Regions from separate parts of the Homo sapiens genome. Here region 2 is linked to region 1. A link is an interaction called in ENCODE POLR2A ChIA-PET data of the cell type or tissue named here. Cell type or tissue: GM12878. All regions are shown on one strand. Each heading gives the region's core, and the rest is flanking DNA. Links, peaks and the distances in the headings are about the cores only.

Region 1 (5,384 bases), core at 64-5,063:
CCTCTGACAAACCATTGGTTTGTGGTTGACTGTGTGGCTGTATTTGCTTTGCTGGGAGGAATATATGTCAAACTGATCAGCAGCTCTCATGGCATCTTCATTGAGGCAGGAAGGCTTGCCAGGCCCACAGAAAGCTGGATTACTGCTGGCAACAGGATGCATCATTTTCTACCAAAAATAAAAGACAAATATATATAAATACACACACACAAATACATACCTGTATGCAGCATTCAGTGAGAAAACAGTCTGTCTTCCAACAACTATGCAGGCTACATAAAATTAGGCTAACAGGCAGGACTCCAGACCACTTATAAACAAACACACATCAGCAGATTCAAGGACACTTCTTCTCAATTTAATCATGGGACAAACATCATACAAGATAACTCTATTATAATACTGATTTCATAGCTATAATGCTCTCCAATTAGGAACCAGAAAAGTGTGTAAGTCAAAAACAAATGTTCTATTCTGTGGGCTTTTCTCTTCTAGATTACTAAACCTCAAAAGAATAATAGTAAAGCCAAGAACTCTTATTAACACAATTCTTTTTTTCAGTTTGCCTGATGTTCTTAGAATGCCTCCTGTTGGCCTTTTATTGTATTTCTCACATGCATACTTCTGGCCTGACAACAGTTTCCACAAGATGGACACTCCATCGTTATTGTAATTTATTATTTATACAGAACCCTGAGTATATGTTACACTTCACAAAAGACAGCATGTGCCAAGCAATGAACACAATCTCTACTGCTTCTTGGCCTTTTGGCTAAGATCAAGTGTAAAGAATACAATCTCTTGGCCCAAGGTACTGACTCCCTTCAAACATCCTCCATTCCAACAGAAGGCAGTACCAATACAAAAGGTAAACAAAGGTTTCCATTAGCTAAAATGAGTGAACATTATACAAATGCTTAAGACTTATACTACAAAAATATGGATAACAACCATAATAAAGTATCTCCTTTTTTAAAAAAATTTTTGAGATGGAGTCTTGCTCTGTCACCCAGGCTGGAGTGCAGTGACTCGATCTCAGCTCACTGCAACTTCCGCCTCCTGGGTTCAAGTGATTCTCCTGCCTCAGCCTCCTGAATAGCTGGGACTACAGGTGCCTGCCACCATGTTCGGCTAATTTTTGTACTTTTGTAGAGACAGGGTTTCACCATGTTGGTCAGGCTGGTCTCGAACTCCTGACCTCGTGATCTGCCCGCCTCGGCCTTCCACAGTGTTGGGATTACAGGCGTGAGCCACCGCACCCAGCCAATACCTCCTATTTGTAAGGTGTATTTATCAAGACAAAAAGTTGAATGTACAACATTGCTTTCTCCCTTGATCATAAATACAGTGTGGATCATCTTCCCTTACACCACAAGCCCTGTGACTTATTAAAGAACAGTCCAGCCAGGCATGGTGGCATCAGCTATAAGGGAGGCTGAGGTGGGAGGATCACTTGAGCCCAGGAGTTTGAAACAAGCCTGGGCAGCATAGCAAGATTCCTGCTCTTGAAATAGAAAAAAAAAAAAAAAAAAAAAAAGAAGAAGAAGAAGAAGGTCCAAAGTCTCTATTTTGTCTGTAAGGACATCCCTGTGATTTTTTTTTTTTATATAAAGGACTTATTAAAACCACTACCACAACAAACTAGCTCTAAATAGCCATATCATTTAGACAGAGGAAATGACAGGTTTTTTTTTTTTTTTTTTTTAGGTGGAGTTTCGCACTTGTTGCCCAGGTTGGAGTGCAATGGCACAATCTTGGCTCACCGCAACCTCCGCCTCCTGGGTTCAAGCGATTCTCCTGCCTCAGCCTCCCGAGTAGCTGGGATTACAGGCATGTGCCACCACGCCTGGCTAATTTTTTATTTTTATTTTGTATTTTCATTTTATTTTTTATTTTTTTTTGAGACTGAGTCTTGCTCTGTCACCCAGGCTGGAGTGCAGTAGCGCGATCTCAGCTCACTGCAACCTCTGCCTCCCGGGTTCACGCCATTCTCCTGCCTCAGCCTCCCAAGTAGCTGGGACTACAGGCACCCGCCACCACGCCCGGCGAATATTTTGTATTTTTAGTAGAGATGGGGTTTCACCGTGTTAGCCAGGATGGTCTTGATCTCCTGACCTCGTGATCTGCCTGCCTCGGCCTCCCAGAGTGCTGGGATTACAGGTGTGAGCCACCGTGCCCGGACTGTATTTTTAATAGAAATGAGGTTTCTCCATGTTGGTCAGGCTGGTCTTGAACTCCCAACCTCAGGTGATCCGCCTTCCTTGGCCTCCCAAAGTGCTGGGATTATAGGCGTGAGCCACCGTGCCTGGCTGGAAATGACAGTTTTATAGAGACTACAGTATTATGTTGTGATGAGGTAAAAGAGATAAAGATATGGGTTCCAATTCGGATTTATAAAGAGTCACAAATGTATATTAAGGTCCAGCCTCAAGTTGTTAGGAGATATTTGTGTGCACCCTTCATACATGTGAGAGTGCACCAAAACCTCAGTTATGAAAACAGTTACTCCTAGAGGCTGCAAACAGGTAATAAGGTTAGCGAAAACCACTGTAAACTTACTTTAGTTTGTAAAGGCAAAAGGAAATGAGCATGAAGTCACAGAATCAAATTCTGTTAAATTATGAAACATTTGCTGAGAATCAACAGAGCAATTGGCAAGCTGGCTTAAAGTCTCAATTTGATGGAAAAATATCTACAGTGAGAAGCTACTTGTTTATGGCAAAAGCTTTTTAGACTTGAGAACATAAAACAAGACTGGGCTAAACACAAATATTAAGTGGAATAATTTTTTCACTCATTCCCCACAGATACAAGAACTAGATTATTGGCCAGGCGCGGTGGCTCACGCCTGTGATCCCAGCACTTTGGGAGGCCGAGGCAGGCGGATCACAAAGTCAGGAGATTGAGACCATCCTGGCTAACACAGTGAAACACCGTCTCTACTAAAAATACAAAAAATTAGCTGGGCGTGATGGCACGTGCCTGTAGTCCCAGCTACTCAGGAGGCTGAGGCAGGAGAATTGGTTGAACCCGGGAGGCAGAGGTTGCAGTGAGCTGAGATCGTGCCACTGCACTCCAGCCTGAGTGACAAGCAAGACTCCGTCTCAAAACAAAAAGGACTAGATTATTAATTATCATTTCACTAGCTCAAATTCTAATTTCAGATGAGAAAAAAGGAGACTCTCAAGATGAGTTCCAAACATAGTATTGGCTGAAAGTTAGCAATTTTTTAGGATTTTGTTATGTGCCAGGCAATAAGCTTGGTTCTTTGCACATTATCTGATTTAATCCTCAGTACAAGCCTATAAGGAACATACAATATTATTTTACAGACTTTAAGCATTCTGCCAGGGTCACACATTAGGAAATGGTTAGCCAAATATGACTTTTGATGATTCAACTTCAGAACCAACAATTTACAATGTAGCATACCATGGTTTTTCAATAGCAGCACTGTCATTTGGGTCAGATAATTTTGTTGTGGTTTGTCCACTGCATTGTACAATGTTTAGCAGCATCCCTGGCCTCTACCCACTAGATGTCAGTAGCAACACCTCTCTCCCTTCCCCTAAATATTTGACAATGAAAAATTTCTCCAGACATTGCCAAATGTTCCCTGGGGGGTGGGGGGCGGGGAATCCACCCTTCACCATGAAATCACTTGATTATACTAAAATGAAAACACAGACCCAACTTAAAATATTCTCACTTAAGTTTTTATTCACCTTTTTAGCCTCTTCCTCACCAAATATCCACAAATTCTTTCTTACTGCAAAGTCAAATAGATTTGGTTTCCAAATGGAAGAAAAGCAAATGCCAGAATTAGTAAAGACAACCAGGATGGCCACGATGGCTCACGCCTACAATCCCAGCACTGTGAGAGGCCAAGGCGGGAAAATCACCTAAGGTCAGGAGTTCAAGACCAGCTTGGCCAAAATGGCAAAACCCTGTTTCTACTAAAAATACAAAAATTTACAAAAATTTTGTGGGGGAAAAAAAAAAGTTCTGTGACTTACCAGGAGGGTAACAAAAATAAATAAATAAATAAATAAATAAATAAATAAATAAATATATGTATTTCTGTATGTATAAAATATGTATGTGTGTGTAGTGTGTGTGTGTGTGTGTATATATATATATATATATGAACATTCATAATCTATCAGAGAACTCAGGATATACAGTCTCAGCTTACATTATGTTAGGCTTTTAGAGGCAAAATGCCACTATCCTTGACTCAGATATCAATCCACACTGAAAAAAACATACCATTAAAAAATTAGTCGTGCGGCTGGGCATGGTGACTCATGCCTCTAATCCCAGCACTTCAGGAGGCTGAGGCAGGCAGATCACCTGAGGTCAGGAGTTTGAGACTAGCCTGGCCAAAATGGTAAAACCCCGTCTCTACTAAAAATACAAAAAAAAATTAGCCTGGTGTAGTGGTGCACGCCTGTAATCCCAGCTACTCGGGAGGCTGAGGCAGGAGTGTCGCTTGAACCCAGAAGGTGGAGGTTGCAATGAGCCAAGATCGCAACATTGCACTCCAGCCTGGGAGACAAGAGCGAAACTCCAACTCAAAAAAAAAAAAACACTTGCAATTTTTAAAAAGCATGCATCTTGGCCAGCCATGGTGGTTCACGCCTGTAATCCCAGCACTTTGGGAGGCCAAGGCGGGTGGATCACCTGAGGTCGGGAGTTTGAGACCAGCCTGACCAACATGGAGAAACCCCATCTCTACTAAAAATAAAATTTAGTTGGGCGTGGTGGTACATGCCTGTAATCCCAGCTACTCAGGACGCTGAGGCAGGAGAATCGCTTGAACCTGGGAGGAGGAGGTTGCAGTGAGCCGAGATCATGCCACTGCACTCCAGCCTGGGCAACAAGAGCAAACTCCATCTCAAAGAAAACAAACAAAAAACCACATATCTCCATTTCTTCATTCCTTCAATATTGTCCAGAATTTATGCCTTTAGTTTGTATTATGTAAATTTAGTTCTGACATAACTCACATTTATTGAGGGCCAACTCCATGCAAAACACTATTCTAAGCACAAATTGACAAGAGTAAAGCTATTTATTCCAATGGAAAGATAATGAGACACTGACTTAGCCAGGTGTGGTAGCTCACGCCTGTACTCCCAGCACTTTGGGAGGCTGAGGCGGGTGGATCACTTGAGGTCAGGAGTTCGAGACCAGCCTGGCCAACAGGGAGAAACCCCGTCACTACAAAAAATACAAAAATTAGCTGGGCATGGAGGCATGCACTTGTAATCCCAGCTACTCGGAAGGCTGAGGCAGCAGAATTGCTTGAACCCGGGAGGCAGAGGTTGCAGTGAGCTGAGATCACACCTCTGCACTCCAGGCTGGGCAACAGAGTGAGACTC
Region 2 (5,384 bases), core at 292-5,291, 250 kb after region 1:
AGCTTATTCAATGATTGCATGATGCCTTACAGTTTTCAATAACTTTTTTTCTTATGCAAACGTCATGCAATAAAACAAACTCTAATGTTTGGCATCCTTGTTGGGCAAATGTTTCATTTAAATGTGTCTTATCTAGCTAGTATACTCTGAAAATTTGAGTATTTAATATTAGGCATATGAAGTGGTTGTTGGGAAAGGAGATTCCTTCAGAATATTTAGAATAGCGTTTAAGGCTCTCAAGGCTTAGGTATTTACCATGAGATGGTTGTGGTCAGTTGCACCTGATACCATGTATCCCTGAATCATGTGTATTTTTATTAGTAATGCAGCCACTACCATTGCTGATGGGGTCTGTGTCCTAGTCCCTGTGGGATTGGCCTTCTGAAGAAAAGCACATTTATGGTACACAAGGTTGATTCTCAGTTTGGTAGGCTCTATAGTTCCATCCCAGCTGTCTAATTCTGAAGTGCTCCAGTCTTATTGGTGCCCAATGGGGTAATCTGTGCCTCTTCCCCAAAAGCAATGACAGGCACCAGTGTCTCCACATTTAGATATATTCCCAGTCTCTGTACATTTAACAGTACTCTCTGGGGCAAGCAATAAGTAGGACCTTGTGTGCAGTTTCATTGTAGAGACATGTATATCTGAGGAATAAAACAGCTTGTTCTGTGTCAGTCTGAGATATGTGGAGATTTTGTTCCTATCCTATAGCTCTTTTGTATTCTTTGGCATATTTTATATCCTGGTAGAAGAAAACAAGTGCTTGTTTCCAATTTTCTTTTTTCTTATTTGCTCTCAGGTAGTTCTTACTCCATACAACAAAGACTTTTTGTTTGTTGGGCTTTTTTTTTTTTTTTTTTTTTGCTCTGTTTCATTTTGTTTTAGAGACGGGGTTTCACCATGTTGTCCAGGCTGGTCTCAAACTCCTGACCTCAAGTGATCTGCCCGCCTTGGCCTCCCAAAGTTCTGGGATTATAGGCGTGAGCTACCATGCCTGACCTGACTTTTGTTTTTAGATATTATGCTTGCCATGTGATAGGGCCTGCAAGCCTCATTGCTAGGCTTACTAAGAAAATTTTAGTTTTTCAAAAGCATTATAATTTCCTAAGAAACTGAATTCTTTTTTTATATGTTTGAGATTCCCATCATTAGTAATATAAGATGAAAGGTAAGTGCCAAAAATGTATTTTTAAAGACCCTCAAGTTTAAGATTTATCCTGATTATAAGCCAAGTTTTATAGTATATTTAACCAATTCCATCAAGAATAATTTTAATATCAAAAATTAGTGTTTTCTGTAGCCATTGTCCATGTCAGAGTTACAGTCCTTTTTGTCATTGATAATATAACCTATGAAGCAGATAAGGATTGAGGAATATGACTGGAAGGAATTACTATTTAGCTAAGCTGACAAGGTCGCTTCTTAAGATGACATTTGGTTTCAGTAATCTGACTATTCTGTTTTCACTTTCATCTTCTTTCTAAATGAAAACAAAAGTGCTCCCTCCCTTCCTGGAAACCTCAGTAACACTATGGGAAAAGTAGAACATGACATTGCAGCCTATTGATTTCTTCTTCCAGATAGGTTTAAAGTACTCCTTAAGTTCTGACTAAATAGAACTAAGCCTTATTAAAAATAACTGCCTCTTGTTCATGTTATCTGTACCTTCAGGGACCTGCCTTTCTTCAAGTATTTCCTAGAGTATCTATTATGATACTGAAGAAGCTAATTATTTGTGTTGTAAATGGGTATAAATGAAAAAAAAACATACTGGTTTCTCTAGCCAGGAAAAATGCTTTCTGGTGTAATATATCTTGCTCCAGAACCCTCATTCTAATTGTAACACTAGGATCAAAGAAACAAAGTCACTTTGTGGACCACAGCTAAACTGTGGATATTTTCCCAAAGACATAAGATTTTTATGGCCCGAGCCTCTAGAAAGGAAGCCATGTTTAGGAGCAACCAGCTTTCCTCCCAGCTTTAGGGGGCAGAGTTCCTGAGCCAGAGGACTTACTGTCCAGCTTTGAGAACCTCTCCAGAGTATATGCACTGGGTACTGCTCTTTTTCAAGAGAACCAAATTAAGAGGATGGCAAGAAACAGTAGAAGCACAGAGGAAAGACAACTCTGCATGTGCCTGTGTGAATGTGTGCATCCATGGAGTATTTCCCAGGTAAATACTAGTACTGGGGACATAGGCTAATTGTGTGTCCCACACTGCAAGATGCTAGGGCGTAGTTAACACTGTGGTATACATACAAATCAGGCACTGTCCAAAAGATTTTTTAAAATCTAAAGTCTGAAATGTAAAAATATAAGGTCTCAACCCACTTTTACACTTTTAAAGAGATCCCATACCTGTTTCACTGACTGCCGTTAATTACACTTTTGGATCACAGCTGGTTAAATTGATAGATTTCAGTTTATCTCAGTGAATTTTTAGAATGGAGATTATAGCATTTTTTAATTGGAGAACAGACATTTCCTAAAGTATATGAAAAAAAATTATTCACTGTTGGTTTAAACCAGTATCTTTGTATGAGTGCCAAAGATATATGAACACAGATACTGCCTGTGCAGACCTAAATTTTAGTTTTGTGTACCTGGATCCATATACAAATTTTTTGTGGTTTATAGCATAAAAGCAGAACGTTGTTTCTTTCTTAGTTTTCAACCGGCTCATCTTTTGTTTTTGTTTTTTGTTTTTTTGTTTTTTGTTTTTTTTGAGATGGAGTCTTGCTTTGTTGCCCAGGCTAGAGTGCAGTGGCACAATCTCTGCTTACTGCAACCTCCACCTCCGGGGTTCAAGTGATTCTCCTGCCTCAGCCTCCTGAGTAGCTGGGACTACAGGCGCGCACCACCATGCCCGGCTAATTTTTGTATTTTTAGTAGAGATGGGGTTTCACTATGTTGGCCAGGCTGGTCTCGAACTCCTGACCTCGTGATCTGCCCACCTCAGCCTCCCAAAGTGCTGGGATTACAGGCGTGAGCCGCCATGCCCGGCCAATTTTCAACTGGCCCATACTTTATAGTGATGGAAAGCGCATAAACTACTTGTAAATCATTAAAATAGGGTGATAACTGTGATAATAGTGTTTCTTGCATTCTAGAAAATTATTTTATTAACTACATTCAAAACCCAGCATTTCACAGGTTCCATCATTAGAAACAGTATAGTTCTAGTTAACATGATTGGAGAGTTTCAGGGGAAAGGTTTACATTTTCTGAAACTGTATTTGGTATGTGACTCAATGTGGTATTTCAGTCTTGTTAGTCACTTACATGACTGACGTTTGCAAGGATTTATTGCCAAGTAAAATTTGACCAGAGTGCACTGAGAATAGCTACATAAGGGGAAATCTCTCAAAATTCCTTCTGTTCATTTAATTTGGAGCATATTGTTTAAATCATTTTAAACATATGTAAAAAGTTGAAGCATTAAAAAATCTTCAAGAAACAATGAAAAAATAGAAATTAGCAAACATAAGTTTCTTAATGCAAAATTAATAGTGAATAAAATATAGCCTACATTAAAAGCCAGAGGCTTTGCTATAAATATAAGAGTTTAGAAAAACAGTGTGCTTCAATTAAGGACTAAATTATCAAAACTGCATGTTTGTTTTTTCTTTTCTTTTCTTTTTTTTTTGAGATGAAGTCTCACTCTGTTGCCCAGGCTGGAGTGCAGTGGTGCGATCTTGGCTCACTGCAACCTCTGCTTCCCAGGTTCAAGCGATTCTCGTGCCTCACCATCCCGAGTAGCTGGGATTACAGGTGCACCACACCATGCCCAGTTAATTTTTGTATTTTTAGTAGAGACAGGGTTTCATTATTTGGCCAGGCTGGTCTCGAGCTCCTGATCTTAAGTGATCCACTCGCCTCGGCCTCCCAAAGTGCTGGGATTATACACATGAGCCACTGTGCCCAGCCTAAAACTACATGTTGAAGCTTCCGGTCATTTCCATTATTATCCTTCTTTTGAAATTCAAGTTAGTGCTTTTTAACCAAATAAAAGAAGAACCAGCTCTTGGGATATGTGACTCTGCCTCTGTATAAAGTGACTGGAATTTTGTTAAAACCGTGTTTCCACTTCTGAACCCTGTTACCATTCCCCCTCACAAATCCCCACCCAACACCTGGATTTTAAAGATCCTCCAGTGTCAAGGGAAGCCACAGAGTCTATTAAAGAGGCAGTTCTGAACCAATTAATTTTTGTCCTTATAATTTAGAGCATTAAATAGCTAATATATTTAATGGCACTAATTGTTGTTCACGGCTTTCATCATACTTTTAAACAGAATCCAAAGTATTCAAAGGAAAGTAAGCGAAGTTATCCAAAGCCAACTTTGTTTCAGGTGTGTCCCCTGCCCCAAATAGATTTTAGGGCAGAAATAGAAAACTGAGTTTACACAGAACTATTTTTGGAAAAGCTGCACTGGAGTAGATGGATTCTTCTTCAGCATACTTTTTTGTTTGTTTGTTTGAGATGGAGTCTTGCTTTGTCACCCAGGCTGGAGTGCAGTGGTGTGATCTCCACTCACTGCAACCTCCACCTCCCAGCTTCAAGTGATTCTCCTGCCTCAACCTTCCAAGTAGCTTGGATTACAGGCGTGCGCCACCACAGCTGGCTAATATTTGTATTGTTAGTAGAGACAGGGTTTCACCATGTTGTCCAGGCTTGTCGAACTTCTGACCTCACGTGATCCACCTGCCTCAGCCTCCCAAAGTGCTAGATTATAGGCGTGAACCACTGCGCCCGGCCAGCATGCATTTTAAAAGTGGCTTAGATTTAGTTTTAAATATTTTGGGGTGAAAGGCAGGAACAGTTCTGTTTTTGACATACAGGTTTTCTTTGGGATTGTTTTCATTTTCAAGTATAGATTCATGTCAGAATGGCCAACTTAACGTGGGTTTCTGTATTCCCTGGTGTTGCTCTTAACCTGAACTCATAATCAGTTGCCATACTGAGGCAAGAGCACTCAGGGTGAACATAGTCAAGTTACTTTAAAAGTGATAAAAGTGTTTTTCCATGGTGAAACCTTCAGTATTTGGCTGAATGTAAAGTATGTTGAAGTGGTATATTGATGGTAAGTTGTTAATCACTAACCTTGTTTGCACTTTTGTACACCACTGCTTGCACTAGGATCTTGGTGTGAATTTTCAATTGTTTTACAGTGTATACAGATTATTAAGGATAATTTATATAAAGATGTTTCTGTTTAACTTTGTGTGTTTTACAACAAAGAGCTATAATAGATGGTTAAACGTTTTTGAATTGTGTTTATATGTTAGTTTGATTATGTTCTATTATCTTTTCACCTGCCATGAATTTGAGTGTTAGGAAGGGAAAAATAAAATACTAATCTGGTCTTGAAGAACTCTAGTGTC

What was found. ChIA-PET counts read pairs that join two places held together with the same protein. Peaks named below come from ENCODE experiments on the same cell type or tissue, not always from the same donor. Only the 100,000 strongest peaks of a DNase experiment are listed, where the experiment ranks them.
Region 2: POLR2A ChIA-PET joins it to region 1 with 9 read pairs; 4 of 35 experiments call an interaction of 5 or more read pairs at or near these places.

Annotation. Positions count from the first base shown.
Region 1 is chr5:134,849,682-134,855,065 of GRCh38, reverse strand. It overlaps C5orf24 (chromosome 5 open reading frame 24), which reads right to left. Exons shown (of 2, transcript NM_001135586.1): 2 at 1-168. The coding sequence starts at 165. Among named protein-coding and RNA genes, the nearest start is that of C5orf24, 6.4 kb to the right of the region's middle. In GM12878, for the core only: a CTCF peak has its summit at 3,531 (motif pointing right); no DNase peak of the experiment used is centred there.
Region 2 is chr5:134,601,139-134,606,522 of GRCh38, reverse strand. It overlaps SAR1B (secretion associated Ras related GTPase 1B), which reads left to right. Exons shown (of 7, transcript NM_016103.4): 7 at 1-5,374. Among named protein-coding and RNA genes, the nearest start is that of SAR1B, 29 kb to the left of the region's middle. In GM12878, for the core only: no CTCF peak of the experiment used is centred there; DNase peaks (open chromatin) are centred at 1,494 and 3,241; H3K27ac peaks cover 1,932 bases.